5 separate regions of the Homo sapiens genome follow, and all the other regions are linked to region 1. Evidence: chromatin loops called from intact Hi-C (ENCODE). Cell type or tissue: heart left ventricle. All regions are shown on one strand. Links, peaks and the distances in the headings refer to the core of each region. The heading gives the core; the rest is flanking DNA. Region 1 overlaps CSRP1-AS1 (CSRP1 antisense RNA 1). Region 2 overlaps NAV1 (neuron navigator 1). Region 3 overlaps TIMM17A (translocase of inner mitochondrial membrane 17A). Region 4 overlaps NAV1 (neuron navigator 1). Region 5 overlaps NAV1 (neuron navigator 1).

Region 1 (5,801 bases), core at 883-4,882:
TTTGCCCATGTGATAGCAGAGCTGCAGCCAGACTCTTAAGGCCCTAGCAAGGAATAGTGTCTCTCCACCCAGAACTTACTCACATGTAAACTCTATGTATAATACACAGTCATAGAGTCTTAATACCGAGCATTAGAAGAATCAAAGCCTGGGCAACATATGGAGAACCTGTCTCTACAAAAAATTTTATTAAAATATTAGCCAGACATGGTGGCACATGCCTGTTGTCTCAACTACTCAGGAGGCTGAGATAGGAGGATGGCTTGAGCCTGGGAGGTGGAGGGCGCAGTGAGCCATGATTGTGCCATTGCACTCCAGCCTGGGCAACAAAGTGAGACCCTGTCTGAAAACAAACAGAGAATAAAAGTTGTGAAACAATTTGCACATTATGATCCAATTTATGATGAAAGATGCCCCATTAAAGTATATCTTTCTATATGTACATATGCTTGTATGAAAGTATATTTTTTTAAGGTCTGGAAAAACACTTCAAACTGGCAGTCATCAAGGGAGTCATTAACTTTTTCTGTGTGTTTGAGTTTGTTTTTTACAAGGAGAATCTATTCATGTATTACATACATAATTATTAAAAAAGTGTAAGATACTCCTAATACATTCTGTAAGCATTTTCCTATATCAATAAATAGTCAGTAAATAGTCTTAAAATGCCAAGAAAAGGTGTCTTGAGAGGGGAAAGCAGAAGTAGGTGTCAAGAGGGACCCTGGAGAGTGGTAGACAGGGGCAAAGACTATTTCAGGCCATGACAGGGCCTGAGGGGAACAGGCTTGGATGTGAGGAAGGGAATACCGGGTGGGGGAACCCAGAGGTAGCTGGTGAGAGGGTGGGTGCTAGGTGTCAGCTCCGTTCAGATTTAGAGGCTGCGATGTCCACTTTGGTGAGGGTAGGGGAGGATGATAGGAGCTGGAAAAGGATGAATTGCCAAATACGACTGGAGGTAAAGGCTGTAGAGGTGAATCCAGCTGTGGTGAGAAATGGATGAGGTGGAGGTAGGCAGGTGATTCCCTGCAAGGGAGAAAGAATGGGGCTCAGATGTTGGATTTAACAGAGAATGGGAGATTTGAGGCAGTGTGGCCCAGTGGTCAGAGTGCAAGCTTTGGAGTCAGGACGGCAATCAAATCCCAGATTCACTGCATCCTAACTGTGTAACCTTGAATTCTCCTCTGGGAAACAGAAATGATCTTGATAATAGCTATGCAGTAGGGTTGCTGGGAAGATTTGATAAGATGATGGAGGTAAAGCATTGCATCCAGTGGCTGGCACAGACCCCCAAATCTTCCCCTTTTCTCTTTAATTGATTTTGTGGTTTGAGGCTCTTAAATGGCAAGAAATCATTTGCATGAATAAAGAGCCATTCTTCCAAGCACTTCCCTCCTAGTTTTCTGGGAGAGCCACTGGAAGCCAGGATTCAGAGTTCCATCCTGCAAAAGCTGAGCTGAGCTAGCCAGGAAGGAGGAGGAGCTGACTGTGGCCCAAGGGCTGGGAAGCAAGGCAGAAGGGGAGAATCCAGCCCTAATTCCCACGCTGCTGGTGCCAGTGAGGCTGACTGTGGGAAAACCTTGTCAGGGGTCACACTTTGGGATCTCTAGGAGCAAGGTGCTCTGTGAATGCTTATCTCAGATTCTCTCCACCCCTGGCCCTTTCAGTGCCCCCAGCCCAACTCCGGGGAGAGTATGAGTGACTGACAGGCCCTGCTGCAGCTGCAGCCTCCTCACTGTGGGTACAGATGTGCTCAGCAGCAGCTGTGACACGGAGCCCACACCTGTTCCCTAGATCAGCTGCTGTAACTGTACTCCTGGGAAAGCAGGCCAGGTGCTCAGGCCTTGCCAAAGCCAGGTCAGAAAGCAGGTGGAAAGTCGGGCATCTGCCTGTCATAGCAGCGGTGGAGGCTGCCTGGAAGGTCATGAGGCCCTGGGAGTCTCAGCTACAGACTGGGCTCCTCTTCCAGCCCACGCTTGTCCCCAGCTGTACGCCTCCCACAGGCCCTCTGTGGTTTCCTGACCCCCTCCCTGGGCACCACCACATTGGGGTGGGAGAGACTGAGGAGCTAGGAAGGAGGCGGGGAGTCTTGAATGGGATGCCTCTGGCCATCTGTTATTCTGGGCCTGTAAGCTGTAAAGTCAGGGGACTTGTCCTGGGAGGTGGGGGTGCCCTGGAGCTGAGCAGCAACAAGGACCGGAGGAGTCAAAGAGAACTGAGGCAGGGAGAGGCCAAGGATGAGGGTGCGTCTGGAAATGAGAGCAGGAGAGCCTCTTGCGTGGCTTTGGCTGTGGAGACCTTCGTTCCGGAGACTCTGGGCTGCCACGGGAGAATTCCACTAAGCATGTGTCGGGGGCAGGCCCGGGCAGGCGGCCGTGGGAGCGCTGCACACACTCTGCTCCAGGCCTTGGCCAGCTAAAGTGCCGCTCTGGGAGAGCCTGGATACCGGGTGAATCCAGAAATCCCAGGTCCCTGGGAAAATTTCAACAAGGCAACTCTGACACGCGTCCTCTGACACCCAGACCGACACAATATATTGCTCACGCCAATACACATAAAAACCTCCCGATAGAAAACCAGATGGTGAGTTGGCATTGCTGATGTCTGGATTCTACACCCACACCCCACATAGTGCTTATAAAGAACACACCCTCCACTCATCCAGCCCACCCCACTTTCAGGGAGAGGAATCTTGAGCCTGCGATGCTCATAATGATGCTAACGCCTCAATGGAACGGTGCTCGCCAATTTCCCCAGTATCTCTGACAGTGCCGTGCCAGAAGAAACAGCACATGTGGCAAGCAGCTCCCGGCCAGATGTGGGACACTGCTGACCCCTGCTGGCGCTTTTCTCTCCACGCCAACCAGGGAGAGCCCCAGGGAGAATGCAGTATTGGAAAAACCTTGCAATCTGTCTGGGAGGGGTAGGAAGAAATACCCCAGCTCAGAATCTCCTCATCTGGAGTGCCTTTGACGAGACTAAGATGAAATTACAGTAAACCCAGACTGAGTTTCTGGGAGGAGTGAGACAGACTAATAGTATGTCCCCCTTCAGCCTTTGTGGCCTGGAAAACCCTGCTGCCAATCCCCTTGAAACTAAATTGGGAAACCATTAGCAACACTCCTTTAGCCAAGCTCAACCTTTAGGAGGAAAAAAAAAAGTAAGAAAGAAAGAAAAAGAAAAGAAAAGAAAAGAAAAAAAACACCATCCACAAGTAGCCCAAGATTTTCCAGTTACAATCAACCCCTTCCTTACCCACCCCCTGTCCTGCCCCAACGCCTTGCAGAGTCTTTGTGAAGTTTTAGCTTAATTTATTGTGGGTTTAATATTCCCCTTAGACTAAGATGTAATCATCATGGGTTTAATACTTTTCTTTCCATGAGAGACAGTAGCACTGTGCTCTTTGAAAAATCTTTACTAAGACCAGGTGTGGTGGCTCACGACTGTAATCCCAGCACTTTGGGAGGCCTAGGTGGGTGGATCATCTGAGGTCAGGAGTTCGAGACCAGCCTGGCCAACATGGCGAAATCCCGGCTCTACTAAAAGTACAAAAATTAGTCGGGTGTGGTGGTGGGTGCTTGTAATCCCAGTTACCTGGGAGGCTGAGGCAGGAGAATTGCTTGAACCCGGGAGACAGAGGTTGCAGTGAGCCGAGATCGTGCCACTTCACTCCAGCCTAGGTGACAAGAGTGAAACATAAAAAAAAAAAAAAATCACTTTGTACCCACAGAGACGAAGTTCAAGTCTTCCAGAATCTCTACTGGAATAGTCATAGCGACCAAAGGAGGACCAGGACTCTGATAATTCCAACAGAATTAGTATGGAAGCCCCACAGCACAGAGAAGTGTTTCCATTATTAAAACTCTTTTCTCTGTCTGGGCATGGTGGCTTGACCCTGTAATCCCAGCACTTTGGGAAGCCAAGACGGGCAGATTGCTTGCATCCAGTAGTTCGAGACCAGCCTTGGCAAGGTGACAAAACCCCATCTCTATAAGAAATACAAAATAATTAGTTCATGTCTGTGGTTCCAGCTATCCGGGAGGCTGAGGTGGGAGGATCACCTGAGCCCAGGAGGCGGAGGTTGCAGTGAGTCGAGACTGCACTACTGCACTGCACTCCAGCCTGGGCAACAGAGTGAGACCCTGTCTCAAACAACAACAACAACAACAACAACAACAACACAACCCTTTCTCTCCTTTGCACCCTACTCTAGACCCAGAGCTCTTTTTCACTTTGTTGTTAAACTCCATGAATTGTGTGTAGACCCCCTATCACTCTACAACCCATCACCATTAGGCCTCCACTCTGAACACTCCTACAAAGGCAATCATGGGCCTCTTAATAGCTAATCTAATGTACATATTCCAGTTCTCATTTTACTTGCCCTCTATAGCATCTGACATTTTAACGTCTATTCATTCATTATTTATTTTAAAATTTATTATGAACTATTTTAGGCCTGCAAAAGGTATACAGAATAATATAACAAACATATCTGTTCCATTAGTCAGGGTTCTCCAGAAAAGCAGAATCAATAGAATGTACACTATAGATAGACAGGGAGGGGATGGAGGGGGAAAGAGAGGCGGGAGGGAGAGGGAGAAATAGAGAGAGGGAGAGAGAAAGAGATTTATTATAAGGAATTGGCTCATGCAATTGTAGAAACTGACAAGTCCCAAGATCTGCAGGGTGAGTCAGCAAGCTGGAGACCTAGGAGAGTCTATAGCATGTTAGTTCCAGTCCAAAGTCTGAAGGCCTTAGAAACAGGAGGGCTGATGATGTAGTTCCCATCCAAAAGCCAGCAAGTTCAAGACCCAGGAAGAACCAGTGTTTCAGTTCAAGTCTGAAGGCAGGAAAAAGCCAATGTCCCAGTTTGAAGGCAGTTAGGCAAGAGGAATTCGCTTTTACTTAGGGGAGAGTCAGCCTTTCTCGTTCTATTTAGGCCATCAACTGATTGGATAAGGCCCACCTATATTAGAGAGGGCAATTTGCTTTACTCATTCTACTGATTTAAATGTTAATCTCAACCAAAAACACCCTCACAGAAACATCCAGAATAATATTTTACCAAATATCTGGGCATCTTTTGGCCCAGACAAGTTGACACATAAAATTTAACCATCACATCTGTAAATGCCCTGAGTTTAAGAAATAAAGCATTACGGCCGGGTGCGGTGGCTCATGCCTATAATCCCAGCACTTTGGGAGGCCAAGGCGGGCAGATCATGAGGTCAGGAGATCGAGACCATCCTGGCTAACACGGTGAAACCCCATCTCTACTAAAAATACAAAAAATTAACCAGGCGTTGTGGCAGGCACCTGTAGTCCCAGCTACTCCAGAGGCTGAGGCAGGAGAATGCCATGAACCTGGGAGGTGGAGCTTGCCGTGAGCTGAGATCGTGCCACTGCACTCCATCCAGCCTGGGCGACAGAGCGAGACTCCGTCTCAAAAAAAAAAAAAAAGAAATAAAGCATTACAAATATAGTTTAAGCTCCTCCTCTATTGCATTCCTTTCTCTCCCCCCAGAGGAAACGTTATTCTGAACTTGGAGTTAATTATTCCCATGCATATGTTTTTTTTTTACTATATTATACACTCTATATGCATTGCATTTTAACTATATGAATAACATCATGCTGTGTATATTCTTCTACAATTTTCTTTTTTGACTCAACAAATTTGTAAAGTTCATCCATGTTAATGCATATAGCTTTAGTTTACTCATTTTCACTGCTGTATAATATTCCATTGTACAACTACATTCTAATTTATTTATTTTATTTTATTTTTCTTTGAGATAGAA
Region 2 (5,801 bases), core at 608-4,607, 54 kb before region 1:
GTGTTTCCCAGGATAGTCTCAACCTCCTGGACTCAAACAACCCACCCCCCTTGGCCTCTTAAAGTGTTGGAATTACAGACATGAGCCACCATGTCCAGCAATCATTCTTCATGTATTCTAGATACTAGACCCTTGTCAGATATGTGATTTACAAATATGTTTTCTCATTATTTGAGTTGAGTTATTCACTTTCTTGACAGTATCATTTGAAAAATAAAAGGTTTCTGTTTTTTTTTTTTAATGTGGTAAACTACACATAACATAAAGCTTATCATCTTTGTTTTTCTTTCTTTGAGACAGGGTTTTGCTCTGTTGCCCAGGCAGGAGTGCAGTGGCACAACCGTGGCTCACTGCAGCCTCAATTTCCCATGCTCAAGCCTTCTTCCCACCTCAGCTTCCTGTGTAGCTGGGACTACAGGTGCGCACCACCACGCCTGGCTAATTTTTGTATTTTTTGTAGAGATGAGGGGGCGGGTCTTGCTATATTGCCAGAGTTGGTCTCAGATTCCTGGGCTCAAGTGAGCCTTGGCCTCCCAAAGTGCTGGGGTTACAGGCGTGAGCTACTGTGCCCAGCCTAAAACTTACCATCTTAACTGTTTTAGATGCACAGTTCAGAGGTGCTATGAACTGAAATGTATATCTCACACCCTCCAAATTTGTGTTTTGAAGGTCTAACCCACATAACCTATAGTGTGGTTATATTTGGAGATAGGGTCTTAAGAGGTAATTAAGGTTAAATGAGATCATATCAGTGGGGCCCTAATTCAATAGGGTGAAAAGAGAAAAAGATACCAAAGATCTCTCTCTCTCCCCCTCTCCCTCTCTCCTTCTCTCCCTGCTCTCTGTCTTCCCTTCCTCTCCCACCCCCATGTGTGCCTGCCCACTGAGAAAAGGCTGTGTGAGGACCCAGGGAGAAGGCAGCCACCTGTGAGCCAGGAAGACAGACCTCACCAGGCACCAACCTGAGCCCCTTGATTTTGGACTTCCAGACTCCAGAACTGTGTGAAAATAAATTTCTGTTGTTTAAGCCACCTAGTCTGTGGCACTTTGTTATGGCAGCCCAAGCAGGCTAATACAGGTGGTATTGATTAAGTATAGTCAAAGTTTTGTGCAACTGTCACTACCATCTAGCTTCAGAACTCTTATCATGTTGCAAAACTTAAACTGTACCCATTAAAAAATAACTCTCCATTTCTCCCTCCCCCGGCCCTGGCAATCCCCGTTTTACTTTTTGTCTCTAGTAATCTGACTACCCTAGGTAACCCAGAGAAGTAAATCACAGACTGTCTCTTTCTGTGGCTGGTTTATTTCACTTAGCATTTCATCAAGGTTCACCCATGTTGTAGCATATATGAGAATTTCCTTCCTCTGTAAGGCTGAATAATATTTCATTGCATACCACATTTTGTTTATCTATTCATCTGTCAACAGATACATGGGTTGCTTCTACCTTTGGCTATGGTGAATAATGTTGCCATGAACATGAGTGTACAAATATCTCTTTGAGATTCTGCTTGCAAATTCTTTTGGGTGTCTACTGAGACGTGGAATTGCTGAATCATATGGCAATTCTATTTTTAATATTTTGAAGAACTGTCATACTGCTTTCTATAGCTGTTGCACCAATTTACATTCCTATCAATATTGCACACAGATTCTGTTCCAATTTCTCCATATCATCGCCAATGCTTGTTACTTTCTGTGCTTTTGATAGCAGCCATCCTATTGGGTGTGAGGTAGTATCTCCTTTTGGTTTTGATTTGCATTTCTTAATAACTAGTGATGTTAAGCATCTTTTCATATGCTTGTGGTCCATTTATATATATTCTTTGAAGAAATGTCTATTCAAGTCATTTTCCCATTTAAAAAATCAGTTTTTTTTGTCATTGTTAAATTGTAGAAGTTTTTTATATTTTCCACATACTAGACCCTTATCAGATATAAGATTTGCAAATTTTTTTTCCTAATCTGTGGGTTGTCTTTTCACTTTCTCAATATTTTCCTTTGAGGCACAAATGTTTTTAATTTTGTTGAAGTCCGATTTGTCTATTTGTGTGTGTGTGTGTGTCTGTGAATGAAGAGCTTCTCAGAGCCTTTCCTATGTTCATGTAGATCAAGATTCCAAAAGACAGATGATCTTACTGCATTTCCACAACTTAGCTGACCACAGAAACCTAGTTCTGTGCCTCCCCCATCATCGTATTCTCACAGAATAATTTGCAAGTCACAGAACACACTCTGAAATGTTCTGCTTTAAGGGTTTTCAGTACTCCATGAAAAACCCTTCAGCAGAAGATGAGTCATCACACGTTCAGAACCCTAAAACCAGAATAGATCCAGCCCAGTGCCTGACTTCAGGGATGAGGGCCCAATGACCTGCCCAAAGCTTGGGAGACTGGGGAGAAGATCAGGCCCCTGCGAAAACTACCCGAATGGGGAACTCAAGACAGGAAGCATTTGTCTTATTAGTTGTGCATGGGGTTGGGGCTGGGTGGGAGGACCTTGGTCAGTTGCTTCCAGAGTGAGGATTTCAGGCCCATCCTTCACTCATGTGAGCCTTTGGTTTGGAAAGGCAGGGGCCCTTCTCCTCTCCCGTGGGATGCCAGGACTTGGGCTGCCTGCCAGTTGGTCAAGAGCTTCCTTGATTCCCTGCTTTGCTGTCTGCTCCGGACTCTCCCCAAACCCCTTTCTCTGGATGACTCAGGGGCAGATGAGTGAACTGAGTGAAAGAGCCAGAATCCAGGCCTTGGTGGAGCATCTGGACTGGCCCAGCCTGTCAGCAGGGCTGATGGGCTAAGCTCTGGGCGGTTTCTTATGGATTCAGAGGAGATTCTAGAAACAGACTGAGGAGGGCTTTCATAAGGCTGCCGTGGGCTCTGCTGGACACAGGCACATCACAAGCTGGAACCAGCTGCTGAGATAGCAGCTGTATTCCATCTCCAGGATTTGGTTTACCAAGATGAAAACAAGATCCAATGCCTGACAATTATACAACTTTTTCTTTGAGAGTCTGCACACACATCTCAGGCAATCTCAGTCACATGGGAGACCAGAGGGGCAAAAAAATTATTTCTCATTCACTCCTTCCTAACACATTATGACTCTGGAGAATCTAAGTGGTTAGAATCCAGATTCTTTGTTTTTATAGCTGCATATAGAGTAGGTTACATTTCCCCCTCTATATGCAGCTCTGTCTTGTAAGGAACCATTAGATGGGCAGTCCCTAAAAACATGGTATCATGAAAAAGAGCAATGGTTTTACAGTCTCATAAATGTGGGTTTGAATCTAGAGTCCTCCAGGTACTGGATGATTGACCTTGGACCACTTCTTTCACATCTCTGAACTTGATATTGTTCTTACACTTAAAGTGGAAATAACAACACATGTGAAAGATCTGGCACATATCAGTGGTTCCATAAATGCTAGTGTCCTTCCCAAATTGCATTGTACAGAAAAATCATCACAGGTGATGGAATTTCTCAATTGGAAAGGATCTTGGAGATGATCCAGTTGGATTCTTTAATTTTTCAGAGGACGAAGTTGGAGTACAGAGAGAGTAAGTGACTTGCTGAAGGACACGCTGCAAAGTGAGATTGCTACATTCTACTCAATCCAAGTTTCCCTGGGAAGCTGAAGGTCCTGACTGGCTCCTCTCCCCCAGGCACCAGCACTGCTCTTCTTAAGCTATTTACATGCTTTATCTTGAGGCTTGAGTTTTGACCAGTGGAAGCACTATTGGCCATGAGAATAGAAGACCGGAGGTTTACACAGTTACTCCAGGGAGCTGGCAACTTCAACAGCTCCTTATTTATTTCCATGGCTTCCTTGGGAAGAAAGGAGAAAGAGGATTTCAAAGGCTCAAAAAAGGTCAATTGTTTGCCCAAGGACACCCAGCAAGCTTGTAACAGAACCATTCCAGGGCCCCAAGTGCCACCCTCTGTCCCAGAGCCATTCCTACCAGCTTCAGCTGCCTCCTTCACCCACTCAGAGATTCCTATCTCCAGCAGGGAAGGAGTTAATGCCAACCTCTGTTGGCCTCTGCAGGTGCTGCTCTTGAGAAAGAGCCCCTTAGCAGAGTCTACAGATAATGGGAGCGGGAGAGATAACGAGCTTTTTGTCTTAATTGCAGATGGGAAAAAGGGTTGGCTTGTTGGAGGGCTTGGACAATTAACACAGCTGGGGTACAGGGCCTGATGAGCCCTGGATGGGGCCTTGCCCCTGCTGTCTCCTCTCCGACAAGCACAGCGATCAGGGCTATTATACCAACACGGGCGAGCCTGACGCAGCGTGAGCCCAGCCGAGGCACACAAAGAAATCAGCCAGGCAGGGAGGAGGCTAAGAAATCACCAAATGGGCCAAGCCCCAGAGGGTGTAGAGCCGCCATGGTTGGCCCCACTCAGACACCTGGACAGTCAGAAGATGGGCTGAGCTGCACAATGCCAGGCCTTGGGTCCAGCCCTCAGGGCTATGGCAGCGGATGCTGAGGGATCCCGTATACACAGTAGCCTCCTGTAGCCTCTCCAAAGACTAGGGGAACAGGGAGCAGCAAGGATGACAGTTAAGATCAGAGAGTGGGGTGTGATTGGATCTCAGAAGGAGAGCAGTCTGCTTGGGATCCTGTCTAGCTTGTTGAAGGGTGTAATAGACCTGGCTCCTAGCCAGCAGCTTTGCAATCAGCAGGCAGGGGCTGTTGACCAGGCTGGGACTGGACCTTAGCACTTTTCTTTCACTAGGTCCCCAGTGCTCTCCCACTCTCCCATTCCCGAGGACAGGCTTCCTCACGTAAGCCCACCTCTCTGAGATACCAGACACTGCAGAATCATGCTCCCTTGTTGGATTTCCTCACCCCTTGGCCTCTGGGCCTGTCCTGGACCTTTCCTTCCCATCCATTCCTCACCATTCCCCAGCTCTTCTCTGTGTGGGGGAGCTGGCTGGCTGATTCCTGTAGGCTGACTGTCCCAGGGTCCTGAGTCAGCTGGTTTCTGGCTGGCTTCTGCCCACAGGAGGCACTGGAGGAAAGGAGAAGCCAGGGGATTCCTCTCTCTTCCCCTCTACCTCAGGAGGTGTCATAGCAATATCCAAGTCCCTTTGGAGGCCCAGCCCTTCCCATACTGGTCCTGTGTGCTTCCAGATTCCCAGGATCTTGGTTGCCTCTGCCTGGGAGTGGCAGCTGCTTCCTCCCCTGTTTGACTCGTCAGCTCTTCTCTCTCTCATGTAGCCAGTTCTCAGCACTAAATTTCCTCTCTTGCAAATATGAAAAGTGGTTTCTGGTAAGAATGACTGATACAAACTCATGACTGGCCTTTCCTTGCCCTTCTCAGTCTCATTTGTGGTGTCCTGCATGGCTCCTCTTTTGCTGACCACTTGTGAAACATGGCAGCTCTGTTCCTGGTCTGTTTGTTTGTTTGAGACGGAGTCTCACTCTGTCACCCAGTCTGGAGTGCAGTGGCGCGATCTCAGCTCACTGCAAGCTCCGCCTCCCAGGTTCACGCCATTCTCCTGCCTCAGCCTCTCGAGTAGCTGGGACTACAGGCGCCCGCCACCATCCCCAGCTAATTTTTTGTATTTTTAGTAGAGACGGGGTTTCACCGTGTTAGCCAGGATGGTGTTTCTGGTCATTTTTAAAAAAATTCTTAGAACCTTATCAGGGAGCTTTATTATTTTTTTCTTTTTTGATACAGAGCCTGGCTATATCGTCCAGGCTCGAGTGTAGTGGTGCAATCTCAGCTCACTGCAACCTCTGCCTCCGGAGTTCAAGTGATTCTTGTGCCTCAGCCTCCAGAGTAGCTGGGATAACAGG
Region 3 (5,801 bases), core at 1,246-5,245, 440 kb before region 1:
TCAGAACTAAACAGTAAGAAAAACAATTTAAAAATGTGGCTGGGTGTGGTGGCTCATGCCTGTAATCCCAGCACTTTTTTTTTTTTTTTTTGAGACGGGGTTTCACTCTATCACCCAGGCTGGAGTGCGGTGGTGCCATCTCGGCTCACTGCAACCTCCGCCTCCCGGGTTCAAGCAATTCTCCTGCCTCAGCCTCCCAAGTAGCTAGGATTACAGGTGCCCACCACCACGCCTGGCTAATTTTTTTTGTATTTTTAGTAGAGACAGTGTTTCACCATGTTGGCCAGGCTGGTTTCAAACTCCTGACCTCAAGTGATCCGCCCATCTCGACCTCCCAAAGTGCTAGGATTAAAGGCGTGAGCCACCATGCCCGGCCTGTGATCCCAGCATTTTGGGAGGCCGAGGCGGGCAGATGGCTTGAGTTTAGGAGTTCAAGACCAGCCTAGGCAACATGGTGAAAACCTGTCTCTACAAAAAAGTACAAAAATTAGCCAAGCTTGGTGGCATGTGTCTGTAGTCCCAGCTACTCAGGAGGCTGAGCGGGAAGGATTGCTTGAGCCCAGGAGGTGGAAGTTGCAGGCGGGAGCCAAGATTATACCACTGCACCAATGCTCCAGCATGGGTGATAGAGCCAGACCCTGTCTCAAAACAAAACAAAACAAAAACAAAAGCATGAAAGATTTGAACAGACACATCACTAAAAAAGACACACAGATGGCAAACAGATGAAAGGATGGACATCATTAGTCATTAGAGAAAGGAAAATTAAAACCACTAGCACCTATCGGAATTGCTAACATAAAAAAAAAAATGGCACTACCAAGTGCCAAGGATACACAGCAGCCAGAACCCTCATAGGTTGCTGGTGAGAGCGTAAAATGATACAATTTGGGAAACAATTTGGCATTTTCTTATAAAATTAAACATATACTTGCCTTACAACCTAGTGATCCTATTTATTTTATCCAAGATAAATGAAAACATGTTCACACAAAAACCAGTAAGTAAAGGTTTATAGCAACTTTATGAATAATCATGAAAAATTGGAAATAACTCCAATGTCCTTCAACTGGTGAAGAGATGAATAAACAAGAGTACATCTGCACAATGGAATAAAAAGGAATAAATGATTGATTCACATACCATCATGAATGAATTAAATGCACTTTGCTAAATGACAGAAACTAGATCCAAATACTACATGTCGTAAGATTCCATTTATCTACTGAAAAGATAAAACTACAGACAAAAAACACACCAGTAGTTGCCACGGGTTGGAAGGAGTAGGGAGAGGGGTTGGCTATAAAAAGGCAGCATGGGCCGGGAACAGTGGCTCACACCAGTAATACCAGCCCTTTGGGAGCCCAAGGTAGGAGGATTGCTTGAGCTCAGGAGTTCGAGACCAGTCTGGGCAATATAGTGAGACCTGGTCTCTACTAAAATTAAAAAAAAAAAATTAGCTGGGCATGGTGGCACATGCTTGTAGTCCCAGCTACTCAAAGGGCTGAGGCAGGAGGATTGCTCAAATCTGGGATGTCAAGGCTGCAGTGAGCCCTGATCACACCACTGCATGCCAGCTTGGGCAACAGAGCAAGACCCTGTCTCAGAAAGAAAAGAAAAGAAAAGAAAAAGGCAGCATGAAGACATTTTGGGAGTGATGTGATTGTAGTTTAAGATTATCTGTGTGAAACTGTGGTGGTGGGTAGCCATCTCTAAGCATTTATCAAAATTAACTGAACTGTACCCCATAGTGAATTTTACTGAATGTAATTTAAAAATCCACCAAGATGTGGAGAGAAAGATGGAATGAAGTCTGGGGAAATGAATACAATCACATTGCAAATGAATTGCATAACCACACTGAAGAGAGTGGGGGAGAAAGGAGTATAATTAAATAGCTTTGGAACATGTTTTGAATAGATACTGAAGACTGAAAACAACTGTGTACAAACACTGTTCTAGCTGGCAAATCCATTTCTCAGAGCTATGATTTACTAAGTCCAAAATATATGTAACCAGGATTGAACAAATGAGCAAATTATTATAATGAGAAGCCAGGTTTCTTGCTGTTACAACTAAGAGAGACAGCTAGAATGAATCCTGTGGTGCCAGATTGAAGTTGGAGGGACTTAGTTTTTGTTTTATAACACAAGGACAGATACAGAAATAAACAGAAGTTTATGTGCATGGATTATATACTACATATTTCCTAGCTTTATGCACTGAAAAGGACTAGAATATGTCAAACATAGGGAAAAGGAGGGAAAATATCCAATAATTATTTGTCTTATTAGCTAAAGATGTTAGCCATTGTCAATTTTCTTGTTTTGTTTCTGTTTTTGAGACAGAGTCTCTCGCTCTGTCACCCAAGCTGGAGTGCAGTGGCGCGATCTCAGCTCACTGCAAGCTCCGCCTCCCAGGTTCACGCCATTCTCCTGCCTCAGCCTCCCAAGTAGCTGGGACTACAGGCGCCCGCCACCACGCCCGGCTAATTTTTTGTATTTTTAGTAGAGATGGGGTTTCACTATGTTAGCCAGGATGATCTCAATCTCCTGACCTTGTGATCCACCCGCCTCGGCCTCCCAAAGTGCTGGGATTACAGGCATGAGCCACTGCACCCGGCCCTCAATTTTCTTGTTTTTGAGACAGGGTCTTGCTCTGTTGCCCAGGCCGGAGTGCAGTGGTGCGATCTCAGCTTACTGCTCCCTCCATTTCCCAGGATCAAGGAATCCTCCTGCCTCAGCCCCCTTGAGTAGCTGGGGCTACAAACATATGCCACCATGCCCAGCTAAATTTTTTGAATTTTAGTAGAGACAAGGTCTCATCCATGATCTAACAGACTGAATAGAATTTATTATTATTATTATTTGAGGCCAGATGCGGTGGTTCATGCCTGTAATCCCAGCACTTTGGGAGGCGGAGGCGGGCAGATCACCTGAGGTTGGGAGTTCGAGATCAGCCTGACCAACAAGGTGAAACCTCAAGTCTCGACCCCAAGTGATCCACCCGCCTCAGCCTCCCAAAGTGCTGGCATTACAGGCATGAGCCACTGGGCCCAGCCTGAATAGAATTTGGACAATTAATTTTAACTATAAGTAACATGCCACAGGGTGGAGCTATGACCATGCTTTCATAATTTGCAGACATTTCCTATGTGAAAAACAGATGCACTTTCAATAGCAGGTGCAGCTGTACCCATGTCTTCCAAACCCTGATTCAGAAATCCACTATTTCGGCCAGGCACAGTGGCTCACGCCTGTAATCCCAGCACTTTGGGAGGCCGAGGTGGGAGGATTGAGTCCAGGAGTTCAAGATCAGCCTTGACAATGTGGCAAAACTCTGTCTCTATTTAAAGAAAGTGCTGGCCAGGTGCAGTGGCTCATGCCTGTAATCCTAGCACTCCATCTCAAACAAACAAACAAACAAACAAACAAACAAAAGAGTCTTGTTCTGTTGCCCAGGCTGAAGTGCAGTGGCATAATCATAGGTCACTACAGGCTTGACCACCTAGACTCAAGGGATCCTCCCGCCTCAGCCTCCCAAGCAGCCGGTACTACAGGTGTGCACCCTATCTCTGGCTAAATTTACATTTTGTGGCTAGCGTCTCACTAGCCCAGGCTAGTCTCCAACTCCTGACCTCAAGCGACCTTCCTGCTTCAGCCTCCCAAAATGCTGGGATTATGGGTATGAGCCACCATCCCCAGCTGAACTGTTTAATAAATATTCTAAAACTAAATTTGGTATACTAGAGTAGAGCTCAAGATAAAAAGTAAAAAAACTAAATTGTTTTAATAACTGAAATAAATAACTGGAGAAACAAGCAGATTAGGAAGGAGGTTTTCCCTAGGTCTTTACTGGAATAGTGAAGTTAGTTTCTCACTTTTAAGGTTGAAATGCCCATCAGAAATACCCCATCTGTTTTGCTTTGTATCTGACATCTTGTGCCAAATTGGCATGCAATAGTGGATTACTTTTTTGTTTTGAGACAGTCTTGCACTGTTGCCCAGGCTGGAGTGTAGTGGTGTGATTTTGGCTCACTACAACCTCTTCCCTCCCAGGTTCAAGTGATTCTCCTGCCTCAGCCTCCCAAATAGCTGGGATTATAGGTGCCCGGCACCATTACCAGCTAATTTTTTGTATTTTTAGTACCCACCGGGTTTCACCATGTTGGCCAGGCTGGTCTCGAACTCCTGACCTCGTGATTCACCCTCCTCAGCCTCCCAAAGTGCTGGGATTACAGGCGTGTGCCACCGCGCCCAGCACTTTCTTTTATATTTTTGAGACGGAGTCTCGCTCTGTCGCCCAGGCTGGAGTAGTGGCAAGATCTCGGCTCACTGCAAGCTCCACCTCCCGGATTCACGCCATTCTCCTGCCTCAGCCTCCAAAGTAGCTGGGACCACAGGCGCCCACCACCACGCCCAGCTAATTTTTTGTATTTTTAGTAGAGACGGGATTTCACTGTGTTAGCCAGGATGGTCTCGAACTCCTGAGCTTGTGACCTGCCCGCTTTGGCCTCCCAAAGTGCTGGGATTACAGACGTGAGCCACTGCACCCGGCCAGACTCTTGTGTCTTTAAAAAAAAAAAAGTTAAACCTAGAACTACCATATGACTCGGTAATCTCACTCTTATGTATATATCCAAAAGAACCAAAAATAGGAGTTGAAACAGATAGTTGTACACCAATGTTCATAGCAGCATAATTCACAATAGCCAAAAGGTAGAAACAACCTAACTGATCATCAAATAAAATGTAGTATATGCACACTATGGAATATTATTCAGCCCTAAAAATAAATTTTGCTACATGCTACTACATGGACCTTAAAACACGCTAAGTGCATTAAGACGGACACACAAAAACAAATATTTTATGATTCCACTTATATAAGGTACCCAGAAAAGGCAAATTCACAGACAGAAAGCAGAATTGTGGTTACTAGTGGTTGTGGCGAGGAAAGAATGGGAAGTTATTATTTAACAGGTACAGAGTTTATGTTTGTGAAGGCTGGACATGGTGGCTCATGCCTGTAATCCCAGCATGGGGTGTGGGAGGCTGAGGCAGAAGGATGGCTCGAAGCCAGGAGTTCGAGGCTGCAGTAAGCTATGACTGTGCCACTGCATTCCAGCCTGGGTGACAGAGTAAGACACTGTCTCTAAAAACAAAACGGAGTTTATGTTGATGATAATGAGAACATTTTGGGTATACATAATGGTGGCTGTTATACAACATTATGACTGTATTTCAATGCCACTGAATTATACACTTACAAATGGTTAATAAGTATTATTTTATGTATATTTTACCACAGTCGAAAATTCCCAAATTATCCAAACACAATCAGTAATTAAATGCCTACCATATGTATGGCATTGGGCCAAAAGATAAACGTGTGTTTACAGTACCCACATGGCTTTGTTCTCCATTTCCCACAGATGTAGGCAAATGTGTAATTAACTAACATCATGCCTCCTATAGGGCCACATGTCACTTCCAATATCAGGAAAATGACCTGTTCTGAAGTGCTCATCCATTTTCCAGGCCCAACCAGACCCCAAAATACATCGTTTATGCAGAGGACTTGGAACACATTCAAAACAGTACATACTTTATTTTCAAGCATACAAGAAACACTAAACTCTTCCAGTGCCAGTACACTCTCCATGAATTCTTCATATAGAATTGGGTATATTGGAAGCAAGTTGTTTCTGGTGAAATTTCTGATGATCAGGAATCAAGACTCAGTAGCCCTAAAGGAAGAGAGTTTTGTATCCAATATCCTCAAAACCAAGACATAGTATA
Region 4 (5,801 bases), core at 725-4,724, 260 kb before region 1:
ATAAGAGATTAGAGAGGTAGAAAAGGGCATGTGTTGGGTAAAGGGGGGTTGTATGGTTGCTAAAGAGGGCATCCCAAAACATTAGATAAGCGGTCACTCTTGGCCAGAAGGGATGAATCCTTCCAACAAAATGGAGACAAATAAATAAGTATTGGATGAATATAAACGCATGGAGTGGGGAAAAGTCAATGGAGTTCTCTCTTGAAAATGTTCATTTTCTTAACTAAGGGGGGCGCCAAAGCTATGTTCAGAGTAAGGCAAATCAGTGGTGGAATGAGGAGCTTGAAAAAAGCAATGAAAGCTGGGAATCACTGGTAGTGGAATAAAAAAGAAAACTGACTGTGGACAAGTAAGAGGACTGCCAAGGTATCTTGAAGACCTGACTGGAGTTAGAGATCACAGATTTTGTGGCATCAGACTCCCATCCATCTTGACTTCTGTAGCAAAGCTTGACTGGTTACTAAACGTCCAGGCTAACTTGCCATTTCAGCACCATATAACCTATGTGAGCTTTGGTTGTTTCATTGGAAGAGTAGTTGGAGAACTAAAGTGAGGATCAAATAAGATTGTTTGTGTGTGTGTGGACACACAACACATTTGCATAAAAATGTAAAGGGCTATTTTAACGATGGTCTTTGATGGCTCTTTGGCCGTGAGGTAAAGGTTAAGGAGAGGACCCCTGGGGCTTACAGGTCTCCTCTACTTGCCTTCATGCCCTAGGAAGCTGGGGTCATGCCCCTGGTACTCCTCACTGACCAGTCCAGACATCACACTAAAGGGTATCTAAAGGCCCTCACCTTCTAGAGACTTGATATAGGACTTGGAATACTATGGGCCCAGATAAAAATCTGTAATACTCTTACTTTCCTGCTCCCTGTTCCCTCTCAATCTGTGGCTGGATGTCCTACCTTTGGGTGTGGTTTCTGAGGCATTAAGGGCTCCCTGAATGACTGCCTGGGCCTCAGAGTTCTTTTTCTTCAGAAAGTCTATGGTTTCTCGCAAATCCAGCAGCTCAGTGTCCTAAGAGAGAAATGAAAATAGCGTTGGCTGGGCACGGTGGCTCACACCTATAATCCCAGCACTTTGGGAGGCCGAGGTGGGCGGATCACCTGAGGTCAGGAGTTCAAGACCAGCCTGGCCACCTGGTCTCCATTAAAAATACAAAAATTAGCTGGGCGTGGTGGCGGGCACCTGTAATCCCAGCTACTTGGGAGGCTGAAGCAGGAGAATCGCTTGAACCTGGGAGGCAGAGTTTGCAGTTAGCCAAGATCGCGCCAGTGCACTCCAGCCTGGGTGACAAGAACGAAACTCCATCTCAAAAAAAGAAAACAGCGTCATTAGTTGGGATTAGCAGGAGCCCTGAGCCCTTATGATGTGTCAGGCAATGGGCGAGGCATTGGAATTCTGCAAAACTTGATAGAGAAGGGCAAGGAATTGGGATAAGGAATATGCTCACACTGTATTGGGGGGCAGATTGAGAATCCAGGGTGACAGTGAGGTGGGGAGAAACTGGCATTCATGAGCAAGAACAGATGGTCAGCTTCGGCCTCTCTGTCCAGGAGAACCCCCTCGCCGCACCCACCCCTCCCACCCTTTCCCAGGCCTCTCACCTTCTCCTCGGCCGTCTCTGCCAGGTGTCGCAGGCGGGATGTCATATTCACCAGGCTCTGCTCAAAAGCAGCCACCAGATTAGCCTGAAACAAACACAGAAAGAGATTGCTAAGTTGCATAAGGCTGGGGGAAAGGCAATAACTGACAATGGGAAATAGTTTTAACTGATTTCCTGTATCTCGGAGCTGACCAATGCCAGCAAACCTCTTGGTGGTTAAAAAAATATTGATTTTCCTGAGCAGACAAAGGGGAAATCAAAGAAATTTTCTGGTGGGAACCAGCTTCTTGAATAATGAAGCCAGGTTGAGGGTAGGGCAGGTTTCCAGAGGCTCCTGGAGACTTGAGATCTAAAACCTATCAACTACCAGAGGTAGGACTATCCCTCTGCTCTATGTGATATTTGGTGTGGCCAACTTGGTAGGCGGGCCATAGCCTCTGGGGTCGTTCCTATTATTTTGGTTTAACTCCTGCATTGTGGAGTGGGCCGGCCCCCAAGGGACCAAATAATCTCCTGGCAGAAACTATTTGGTGCGTTTCTTCCTCCTCTGCTACTCCACTGCTTCACCCTTTCTTGCTTTGCAGCTGCTCCTTGTTCCCGGATTCTCCAGGTTTGCAAGGCTGGAAGGAAACTGCAGAGGCATTCCACCGTTTGGCCACTAGGTGTCAGGTCTGTTTCATGAGGAGTGAAGGATACCAAAGGGCTCTCTGGATAAGAGGCAGGCTAGTTCGGAAAGGTGCTCAGTGGAGGAGCTAAGGCCACTTGGTTTGGCATAGTTTGACCTCTAGCTGGCCAACTGGCTGCAAGATGTATAGGCAAGGTAAAGGGAATGAGGCCGGGGGCTAGAAAGGGGAGCACTTGGGGATGGAGAAATAGCCATCGTGAGACTATCTGAGCAAGTTGGTGACCCTAGCAAGAAGTGGGCATACTCTGCGCAGCTCCTTCATGCAGAGCTCTAGGAAATCGACGGCACTCTCATGGCTCCTACTGGCTTACAATTCTCCCTCCCTGTTGGGTCAACTCTAGTTTTCATCCACTGCTCCGCATGTCTGGAGCCTACTTCATAGGACCAGGGCTGGAGGCAATCCCTTTAGTCCAGTTAGAGCCTCCTCTTGCACTTTTACTATAAATCTGTCAAGGCCTGGGCTCTGAGGAGATTATAATATGTCACAACCTGAGCAGTTTCCTTTCACCCACTGTGCAGGCAACATCTGTCTTCTTGACCTCAGGTCTTCTCTGGTTTGCTTCTCTACATCCTGCATGTCTGCTTGTAGACTCCTTGTAGTCCCTGGAAGACTACTCATGAGAGGCCCCAAGAACCCCTGTATGCTCTTCTGTGCTGCCTTTCCCCATCCAGGGGAACCCTTTTGCTCTGGCTGGGCTTTCTCCCCGCTCTCCCCTACACTTCCTCTCCCTACATTGACCCTTCCCTTAATCCCAACCCCAGACTAGGGTACCTGTAAGACCTCAGGGCTAAGCAGTGGTGCTGCAGAAAGGCTAGCATTTGAGAGGGGTAAAGTGGTCTGGGCCCCTACATCTAGGGTGTGCCCTCAGCTTTAGTGGCTAGGAAGTTCCATGGAACATGACAAAAGTTTGGTTTGGAGTCACGGAATCCTGAAGAGAGCTGTGGAACCTTCCTAGAGTCCCAGCATCCCATCTCCTGCTTGAGGGCAGGGTTCTGACCCTCGGCAAAAATCTGCCTTTAAGATGCAGAACCCACCGTGTCTGGGTGTTTAGTTTGTTCTCTCTTAGCCAAATGGAACTTCCTGTTCTAAGAAAAATCACCCTCTAAATTCAATTTCTTGGCTTCAGCCCAGCCTTGACAGCATGGTGGCTGACAGATTGCAGTGTAAATGAATCAGACATAATAATGTTCTCTGCCTCCCTGGCGCCTCTCCCCCCCAGCATCTCCCAGACATGAATTTCCTGGGGTGTGCAGGACGTGACCCAGGCCATTTGCTTTGGTGGGTGTGGCACAAGGGAGAGAAAAGATGGTTCTTGTTTATGTTACAATTCTTATGGGTCCCCCAAGAGTGGGAAAAAGTGCTTAACATGAGCTTCAAACAAACTGGTACAACTTATGAATTGAGGGTTTGGGAAAAGAGAATCGAGAGAATAACTAGTGTGGTGAGGGAACTGCTGCTGAAATGTGTTGGAAACATTCAGAATCTTGGTGGAGATTCTTCTACCTAATTCCGACGGATAGACCCCAGGCCTGACAGCTGGGTTCCCCAGAGAGGAAGGGCAGAGAGAAAACCAGAAACTACTGCGGAAATTGCAGACATGGTTACTTTTGTGCAAACACTTGGAAAGCTCCTGCAGATCCGGCTCAGCTGTTGTTTACAGCTTTGGGGGAAAATGGCTCTTATGTTCTCTGTTTGCAACTCAGTCACAGGGGAGAAAGTACCACAGCCTGGTTAGAGGAGGTGGCTTCATTTCTCCCCATGTCACAGGGTAGAAAAACTAAGGTCTAAAGAAATAGACTCGTTCTAAATGGAGGTACTGAGAGTAGAAACAAAGAATTCTAGCTCTCAACCTGAATTTCAGATTGTTTCTACCATCTGCCCAAGGAGACTGCTCAGAAAAGGCAGTTGGGAATGAAGGAGTCAGACCAGAATGGGAGTTAGGTTTCTCAGTAGTGTCGTGGTCACTAGACAGAATTCTAATGACCAATCATGTGCCTGCACAGTTACGTGGCATGAACAAAGACATGAACACCCCCCAGGGCAGTGGAAAGGCTCTAAGAGCCCTATAATTATAATCCATAACTGCTTTTGTCCATGGCCAATGGCAAGGTTGTTTCTGCCTCCATGCAGAACCACTGGTAATCAATCTTCTTCTCTTTCTCTAGGGAGCTCAGCCCATCAGACATGAACTCATCCATACCTATTAATTAGAGTAGAAGCAAAATGGTTCTTCATAAAAGTTGAGGCTCAGAGAAGGGGAAGAACAATCCCCTCGTCTTCTATCATAGAGCTGTGAAGAAGACGCATGCCCTTGACGTCTCAGTCCAGGGGATACCTTACCAGGTAGTTTTCCTCCCTTGGCTGAACTTGTCTAACGATAGTCAAAATAACTGCCTTGATCTTTCCGTACTTCATGGCACTCACATTGGCAGAAAGCTGAGACGTCAAGGTGGCCACTTTTTCCTGGGATGATTCCAGTTCCCTACGAAGCTTCCGGATTTGCTGTAAAAGGAAGAGAAATACAAACTACTGGCTGCAGAAGCTGTATAAGATTTGGAAGGAAAATGAGGTGCAGTGATGTTAACAAGCAGAGACAAAGGCTTTCCACCCTACCTCAGATTGCATCCTCTCCTCAGCCTGAAGAAGGGAGCACAGAAGGAGAGAAAGAGAGAGAAAGGAAGTAGTTACTATGGAGGTGAAGAAGTCAGGTCCCAGTGGCAGGGTAGGAAATGTGAAGAAGCATGACTCAGAGGTGCAGAGAGGCTGAAACTCTTGTTTCCTGGCCCTGGCTCCTCACAGGACTCGGCTCAGATCTATACTAGGGTTTCAATAAAAGATTTCTTTGGAGCTCATCTCCAGCAAACTTTGTCATTGCCAAAAAGGCTAGGAAATGAGACTTTGGTTGGTTTGAGAACTAACGGTTATTGCCAGCAACTTGGAGTAAAGAATTAGGAGCAAAACAAATCTACAAATCAAGAAATGCCTAATAGCCAAATGCTGTGGCTGGTGCCCCACAATAAACACTTGGTCACTTCTAGGGTTCTGGAGTCCGGGTCCTAGAAATCTATTCATCTCACCTTCATAAAAGCTTCCCATCTACCATGGCACAGAAAGGGCTTGCTAACATGGGGATTCTCCATTTTTCAAAGGAGGGGAACAAAAATCACCAGAGTTGCTCAGGAGCTGGTGGTGGGGCCAGAAAGACCACTGAGGACCTGAGGCACCCAAGTGAATGCTACAAGCTCTAGGTGCCTCCCCCATTCCCACCCCAATGGGTACAGTGAAGAGCCAGCAGTGCCCCCATCCCCCGCCCAGTTACCCAACTCCAAGGAGGTTCTAGGGAGCATGGGATGGTAGAGGGGAGGGGATGAGAGGGGAAGAGAAGTTAATGCTCTTACTGAGGAGTAGGTGGAGGAGGCACTGGAGGCCAGGGACAGCACTGAGCCGTGAACTGAAAGAGAAGGAGAACACAAAGAGTTAACAGTGGGTTCCAGGGACAAGGGGTT
Region 5 (5,801 bases), core at 670-4,669, 170 kb before region 1:
TGGCACTTCAGAACTTGAAAGGATCTCATTTTGTACACGGCGGTTTCAGGGTGGTGGTGGGGGAACAACAATCCCTCAGGTCCAGAGGGGAGGGGCCTGCCCAGTGTCACCAGGTTGTGAATGGCATGGTAGCTATCACTCTTGGCCCAGGGATCTTTAGACCAGCACTCCATGCTGTGGGCTGGGGATGAAACACACAGAGATGTATCACCAGAAGAGGTGAACTGCAATGTAAATTAATCATGTGGGATGGTTTGGGACTGGGTCCCAAATCCAGGCTAGGCTAAATGATCTGGAAACAAGAAGGATTAAGCAACATAAGCAACACAACACACAGACACACACACACACACACACACACACCCCTTCTTAATAACTCCCAAAAAGAGAGAGAGAAAAATATCTTTCCTGACCCTGTTAGATCCCTAGGGTGAAGCCCAGGTCAGTGGGAGTTTATCTGCACATCTCACAACCAGCATTTGTTGATGATCGTCTGGTGCTTACAATGAGTCAAACGTCTTTGGGAATCATTTTTATTCCTCTCTTCCACTCAAGGACACAAACCTTCAAACTCCAGCCAGGGAGAGCATTGCAGGCCCACCTCAGTGCACTCCTTGGTCTAACGATAAACTCCAGGTCTCTACCCACTGCTCAGAGCTGGACTAGGAGGGTTCTGCTGGTTCTTGCATCCAGTGACCTTGCACTGATTCACTGCAAAGGCTCCATCCTACAGTGTGGCTGGGGGCAGGTATGGAAAACTGACAGATAACCCAGCAAGCAAATCCCCTCTGCCTTCAGGTAGAGCACAGTAACTGTCCCTACAGTGACTCCATCCCCTCTCTCTATCCTTTTCTTCGCCATCTGATGACCCGAGAAGCTCTAAAACAGATGCTGGCAGGCCCCCACACCAGAGGCACCCCATTTCCATGGAGGATGCAGGCAGGGGACTATTTGTTCTCTTACTAATCCTATCTTTCCCTCGTTCCCCCACTTAAGTCACAATATTGTCAGAGGCAGTTGTCACCGAACCCCCGCAGCATGGCAAATCTCATGCTTCTCGTAGTTGAGTGCTCCTGCTCCCCAGGGGAGCTCCCAGGGTTTTCATCCTTACCCCAGAGAATCCGGAACCATCTCAATCAGCGAGTGGGCTGAACTGGAGCCCAGCGCTCAATGGCACTCCTGTTGTTTGCTGCATGGGGACACATACCCAGAAAGAGCCAGGACTAAAGGACTAATGTGTTGGCCACATGGGTGTGTGAGGCAAGGAAAGAAAAACTAGGAAATAGAAGCAAATCTGGGGCCAGAGAGAGGAGCATGCACGGCCATCTCAGCCTGGAACTGCCAGGCAGGTATCTTTCCAGATCACCTACGGTTTTGATTTTCACTGAGTGAGATGGCTTGGATTAGGGACCCTCGGTAATGCATCTCCACTGGGCACTGGGCTAAGAGGAATCGTAAAGCAGGGCATGCCGGGTGGACAACTTAGAACACGTAAAGAGGGTGAGGGGCAGTAGCTTATGCCTGTAATCACAACACTTTGGGAGGTAGAGATGGGAGGATACCTCGAGCCCAGGAGTTCAAGACCAGCCTGGGCAACACAGCAAGAGCCCATCACTATAAAAAATAATAATTTTTAGAGTTCTAGCTTGGGGGCACACATGACTTAGCTGTGGGAGCTAGGGTGAATTACTTCCCCTCTTTGGGCCTCAGTTTCCCTATCTACAAATATGGGAGTGGGAGTAGAGGATACCCAAGCCCCTACCCAGCTTTGACAGTCTGGTTCTATGGTTTTGTACTTGGCTGAAGCCCATAAAAGCATCTTTTCTCTCAGAGTATGCTAAAAAGGCAGATACCAGGGTGTCACCCCCCAGAGCTTCTGATTCAACAGGATGGAGATGGGGCCTCATCTTTGCAAACCCCCACAGTGGAGGGTGTGCTACATAAGGCCACATTTTGGAAAATCCTTACATCTCATTGCATACCACCAGTATTGGATGTCCATTACAAAACCAGGGCTTGACTTCCTGATGCCAAGTGGCTACGCAAAGTGTCCCTGGCCTTCAGAACAAATCTACTCTTCAGGCACAAGTCTGTTCTCAGGAAAAGCCGCCTCCTTCATCTCCAGGCTTGGGATAAGAGAAGTCACCTAGCCACCTCAGCCTTGCAGCAAGAGAACCCAGCCCCAGTCCAGCCCCCGCCAGGCTCTCTGGGGGCTTGTTGCTGAGAATGGCCACAAGGGGGCGTTGCCGGTCCTCAGCCGGCTGTGGCCTTGCTGCGACTGCAGCGCAGCGAGGTGGACAGCGTCTCGCTCAGGCTCGGGAGCCACCGCCCAGGTCTCTCTCCCTCAGTCTCCTGCTTAGCACAGCTCCTTTCCTCCCAGGACTCTGCACTCCTAGGGCTGACATCTTTCCCGCAACCCTAGGCCTCGTGGCCAGGCTGGGAGAACAGCCTGAGTTTGCAGTATCTATGACGGGGAGCCCACCCGGTTCTTGGGGAGAGGGAGCAGGGCCTGGCTTCTGGGATTAACCAACCAGCCTTCGGCACCAGGGAGGTTCTGGGGACCCACAAGCCCCACTTGGCAAGCTCTGATTCAGGGCCAAAGTTTCCAAGAGGCTCCAGCTGGCCTTTCTGCTCCAGTCCCCTGGGGAAATATTAAATAGATCAGGGTTCAGATCTGTGCTCTGAGGCCTCACCTCTGCTCCTCCGCAGTGTTCTTGAGGCTGGGAGCTGCCTGATGAGCTGGGAGGACAGTCACCCCACCCCCTCCACCACACCCAGGCTGACCCTTTCTGGGGAGTGGCAGCCTCTCTCTGCAGCGAGCTGAGGGCAGGCAGTGACCACAGGGCAGCCCCACGCGGATGGCTAGTTCAGGCCACAGCCTGTCACAGGACAGCTCAGCCCTGCTCAGCCGTGTGCAAAAGTGCAGCCTTTGGCAGCAAACTTGGGCCGGGGAGACGAGCTTAAAGTTCCAGGAGAAAGCAATACCTCCACAGCCACTAATATTTAGCAACAAGATCACGTTAGGAAAGGACTTGCCAAGGTCAAGGGTGGTCCATGCGGAGGACTGTGGGACCAGGAGAGGGTGCCTGGCCTCGAGCCCTGTTTGGAAGGAGTGCTAGTTTGCTATCCTGACTTCTCCACCTCAGGAGAAACACCTCCCTGCCCCATTTCCTTGTGAATGTTAGATTATAGGATCAGAATGATAGGTTATAGGATCAGATAGCAGACTCTCGAACATATTCTGTCTTCTCTCATTTAAAGACTTGGACTTCCGGGCTGGGCTCAGAGGGCTGGCCTCCTGCAGAAGGTGGCCTGCCTGTCTCAGCCTGGAGACGTGGCCCTCTGTTCCCCAACAGGCCTTGACTTTCCTGCCCAGTGAACCTCAAGGTTTACTGAAAATGTTTTCCATTAGTGATCCTGCCCAGACCCTTCATGTGACACCCTGCTCCAAAGAAGTCACTGCTGCTGGGAGCTGGGAGTGGTTGTTATGGCAACAGTTTACACAGCAGAGAGAACCATCTGCAGGCAAATGGGGACGGGAGTGGGGAGGGGCTGAGTCCAGGTGTGGATGACAATTGGAGGAGGCCCTGGGGGATTTCTGGTTGTGACACTAGTAAGATTAGTATTGGCTAACTCTTCTACAGGGCTGGGTACCAGGCACTATTCTAGCAGCTTTATGTATATTAGCCCATTTAATCTTCAGGACAACTCTTTGAGAGAGCCCAGTTATTATCCCCATTTTACAGTTGAGAAAAACGGAAGCCTGGGGAGGTTGAGTAAGCTGTCCAAGGACATATAACAGCAAATGGCAAAGCCAGAATTCAAATCCAGATAGTCTGACTCTAGAGCGCATAGTCCAATATTGTCGCCACTAGTCAGAATGGGGAGAGAGAGAGAGAGAGAGAGAGAGAGAGAGAGAGAGAGAGAGAGAGAGAGAGAGAGAGAATTCACATACCAAAATTCACCCTTTTAAAATGTACAGTTCATTTGGGAGCCGACGCTGGTGGATCACTTGAGGTCAGGAATTCAAGACCAGCCTGACCAACATGATGAAACCCCATCTCTACTAAAAATACAAAATGAGCTTGGCATGGTGGTGCACTCCTGTAACCCCAGCTACCTACTTGGGAGGCTGAGGCAGGAAAATCGCTTGAACCTGGGAGGCAGGGGTTGCAGTGAGCTGAGATCGCACCATTGCACTCCAGCCTGGGCAACAAGAGTGAAACTCCATCTCAAAAATAATAATAAAAAAAACAAATAAAATGTACAGTTCAATTGTTTTTAGTATATTTGCACAGTTGTACAACCATCATCACTATCTAATCCAGACTATTTTTATCATTCCAATAAGAAGCCCTGTGGCCATTAGCAGTCACTCCCTGTTCTCCCCTTGCTCCAACTCCTGGCAACCACCAATCTACTTTCTGTCTCTGTGAGTTTGCCTATTCTAGACATTTCATAGAAATGTAATCATGCAATATGTGGCCTTTTGCATCTGGCTTCTTCCACTTAGCACAACGTTCTCAAGGTTCCTCCATGTTGTAGCAAGCATCACTACTTCATTCCTCTTCAGGGCTGAATGATATTCCATTGTATGGATATACCACATTTAGTTTATCTATTCATTTCATAGGCATTTGGGTCATCTCAACTTTTGGCCTAGTATGAATAATGCTGCTATGAAATTCACGTCCATGCCTTTATATGGATGCATGTTTTCATTTCTTTTGAATGTATGCCTATGAGTACAATACTGGGTCCCATGGTAATTTTATAGTTAACATTTTGAGGAACTGCCAGACTGTTTTCCAAAGTGGCTGCTCCATTTCTCATTCCCATCAGCAGTATATGAGAGTTCCAATTTCTCCATATCTTCACTGACACTTGTCATTGTCTCTTTTTGATAGCCATCCAGTGGGTATGAAGTGGTATCTCACTGTAGGTGTCATCTACATTTCCCTAGTGCCTAATGATATTGAGCATCTTTTAGATTTAAGTTAACTAAAATTAATGAAGTTTCAAATTCAGTTGTTGGGTTGCACTAGCCACATTTCAAGTGTTCAATAGCCACATCATTACACCAGCTCGTAGCTACTGCAGCACAGATATAGAAGTTTCCACCACCTTGGAGCACTCTTAGAGCCACTGGAGTTGGTCTGTGCTAATATTACTGGCTCTTTTTCTTTTTCTTTTTTTATTTTTTTTATTATACTTTAAGTTCTAGGGTACATGTGCACAATGTGCAGGTTTGTTACATAGGTATACATGTGCTATGTTGGTTTGTTGCACCCATTAACTTGTCATTTACATTAGGTATTTCTCCTAATGCTATCCCTCCCCCAGCTCCCCACCCCCACAACAGGCCCCCATGTGTGATGTTCCCCACCCTGTGTCCAAGTGTTCTCATTGTTCAATTCCCACCTATGAGTGAGAACATGCAGTGTTTGGTTTTCTGTCCTTGTGATAGTTTGCTCAGAATGATGGTTTCCAGCTTCATCCATGACCCTGCAAAGGACATGAACTCATCCTTTTTTATGGCTGCATAGTATTCCATGGTGTACAAGTGCCACATTTTCTTTTCTTTCTTTTTTTTTTTTTTTTTTTTTTTGAGACAGAGTCTCACTCTGTCCCCAGGCTGGAGTGCAGTGGCAGGATCTCGGCTCACTACAAGCTCTGCCTCCCGGGTTCACATCATTCTCCTGCCTCAGCCTCCCGAGTAGCTGGGACTACAGGCGCCTGCCACCACGCCTGGCTAATTTTTTGTATTTTTATTAGAGACGGGGTTTCACCATGTTAGCCAG

The links. A loop is a pair of places that touch in the nucleus more often than their neighbours do. Peaks named below come from ENCODE experiments on the same cell type or tissue, not always from the same donor. Only the 100,000 strongest peaks of a DNase experiment are listed, where the experiment ranks them.
Region 2: it touches region 1 in a loop (7-fold over the local background); 3 of 110 quality-filtered maps call a loop at or near these places.
Region 3: it touches region 1 in a loop (5-fold over the local background); 14 of 110 quality-filtered maps call a loop at or near these places.
Region 4: it touches region 1 in a loop (6-fold over the local background); 44 of 110 quality-filtered maps call a loop at or near these places.
Region 5: a loop joins it to region 1, with 7 times the contacts of the local background. A loop is called at or near these places in 39 of 110 quality-filtered maps.

What each region holds. Positions count from the first base shown.
Region 1 is chr1:201,527,966-201,533,766 of GRCh38, reverse strand. CSRP1-AS1 (CSRP1 antisense RNA 1) reads right to left here. Exons shown (of 2, transcript NR_160747.1): 2 at 1-343. The region is part of intron 1 of LOC124904484 (a long non-coding RNA gene); the gene reads left to right. Among named protein-coding and RNA genes, the nearest start is that of NAV1, 8.3 kb to the left of the region's middle. In heart left ventricle, for the core only: a CTCF peak has its summit at 2,842 (motif pointing left); DNase peaks (open chromatin) are centred at 1,506, 1,897, 2,366 and 2,806; H3K27ac peaks cover 2,376 bases.
Region 2 is chr1:201,581,703-201,587,503 of GRCh38, reverse strand. All of the region lies in intron 1 of NAV1 (neuron navigator 1), which reads right to left. Among named protein-coding and RNA genes, the nearest start is that of NAV1, 45 kb to the right of the region's middle. In heart left ventricle, for the core only: no CTCF peak of the experiment used is centred there; a DNase peak (open chromatin) is centred at 2,613; H3K27ac peaks cover 421 bases.
Region 3 is chr1:201,970,136-201,975,936 of GRCh38, reverse strand. It overlaps TIMM17A (translocase of inner mitochondrial membrane 17A), which reads right to left. Exons shown (of 6, transcript NM_006335.3): 6 at 5,273-5,801. Among named protein-coding and RNA genes, the nearest start is that of SNORA70H, 5.4 kb to the left of the region's middle. RefSeq lists a silencer at 4,967-5,144. In heart left ventricle, for the core only: a CTCF peak has its summit at 3,099 (motif pointing right); no DNase peak of the experiment used is centred there.
Region 4 is chr1:201,789,685-201,795,485 of GRCh38, reverse strand. It overlaps NAV1 (neuron navigator 1), which reads right to left. Exons shown (of 34, transcript NM_001389617.1): 15 at 5,694-5,746; 16 at 4,909-4,932; 17 at 4,720-4,797; 18 at 1,611-1,694; 19 at 909-1,020. All of the region lies in intron 2 of IPO9-AS1 (IPO9 antisense RNA 1), which reads left to right. Among named protein-coding and RNA genes, the nearest start is that of MIR1231, 16 kb to the left of the region's middle. In heart left ventricle, for the core only: a CTCF peak has its summit at 2,259 (motif pointing right); DNase peaks (open chromatin) are centred at 2,255 and 3,525; H3K27ac peaks cover 3,026 bases.
Region 5 is chr1:201,700,817-201,706,617 of GRCh38, reverse strand. All of the region lies in intron 5 of NAV1 (neuron navigator 1), which reads right to left. The region is part of intron 2 of IPO9-AS1 (IPO9 antisense RNA 1); the gene reads left to right. Among named protein-coding and RNA genes, the nearest start is that of MIR5191, 16 kb to the left of the region's middle. RefSeq lists an enhancer at 2,684-3,256. In heart left ventricle, for the core only: CTCF peaks have their summits at 2,035 and 2,236 (motif pointing right); DNase peaks (open chromatin) are centred at 2,247 and 2,827; H3K27ac peaks cover 1,021 bases.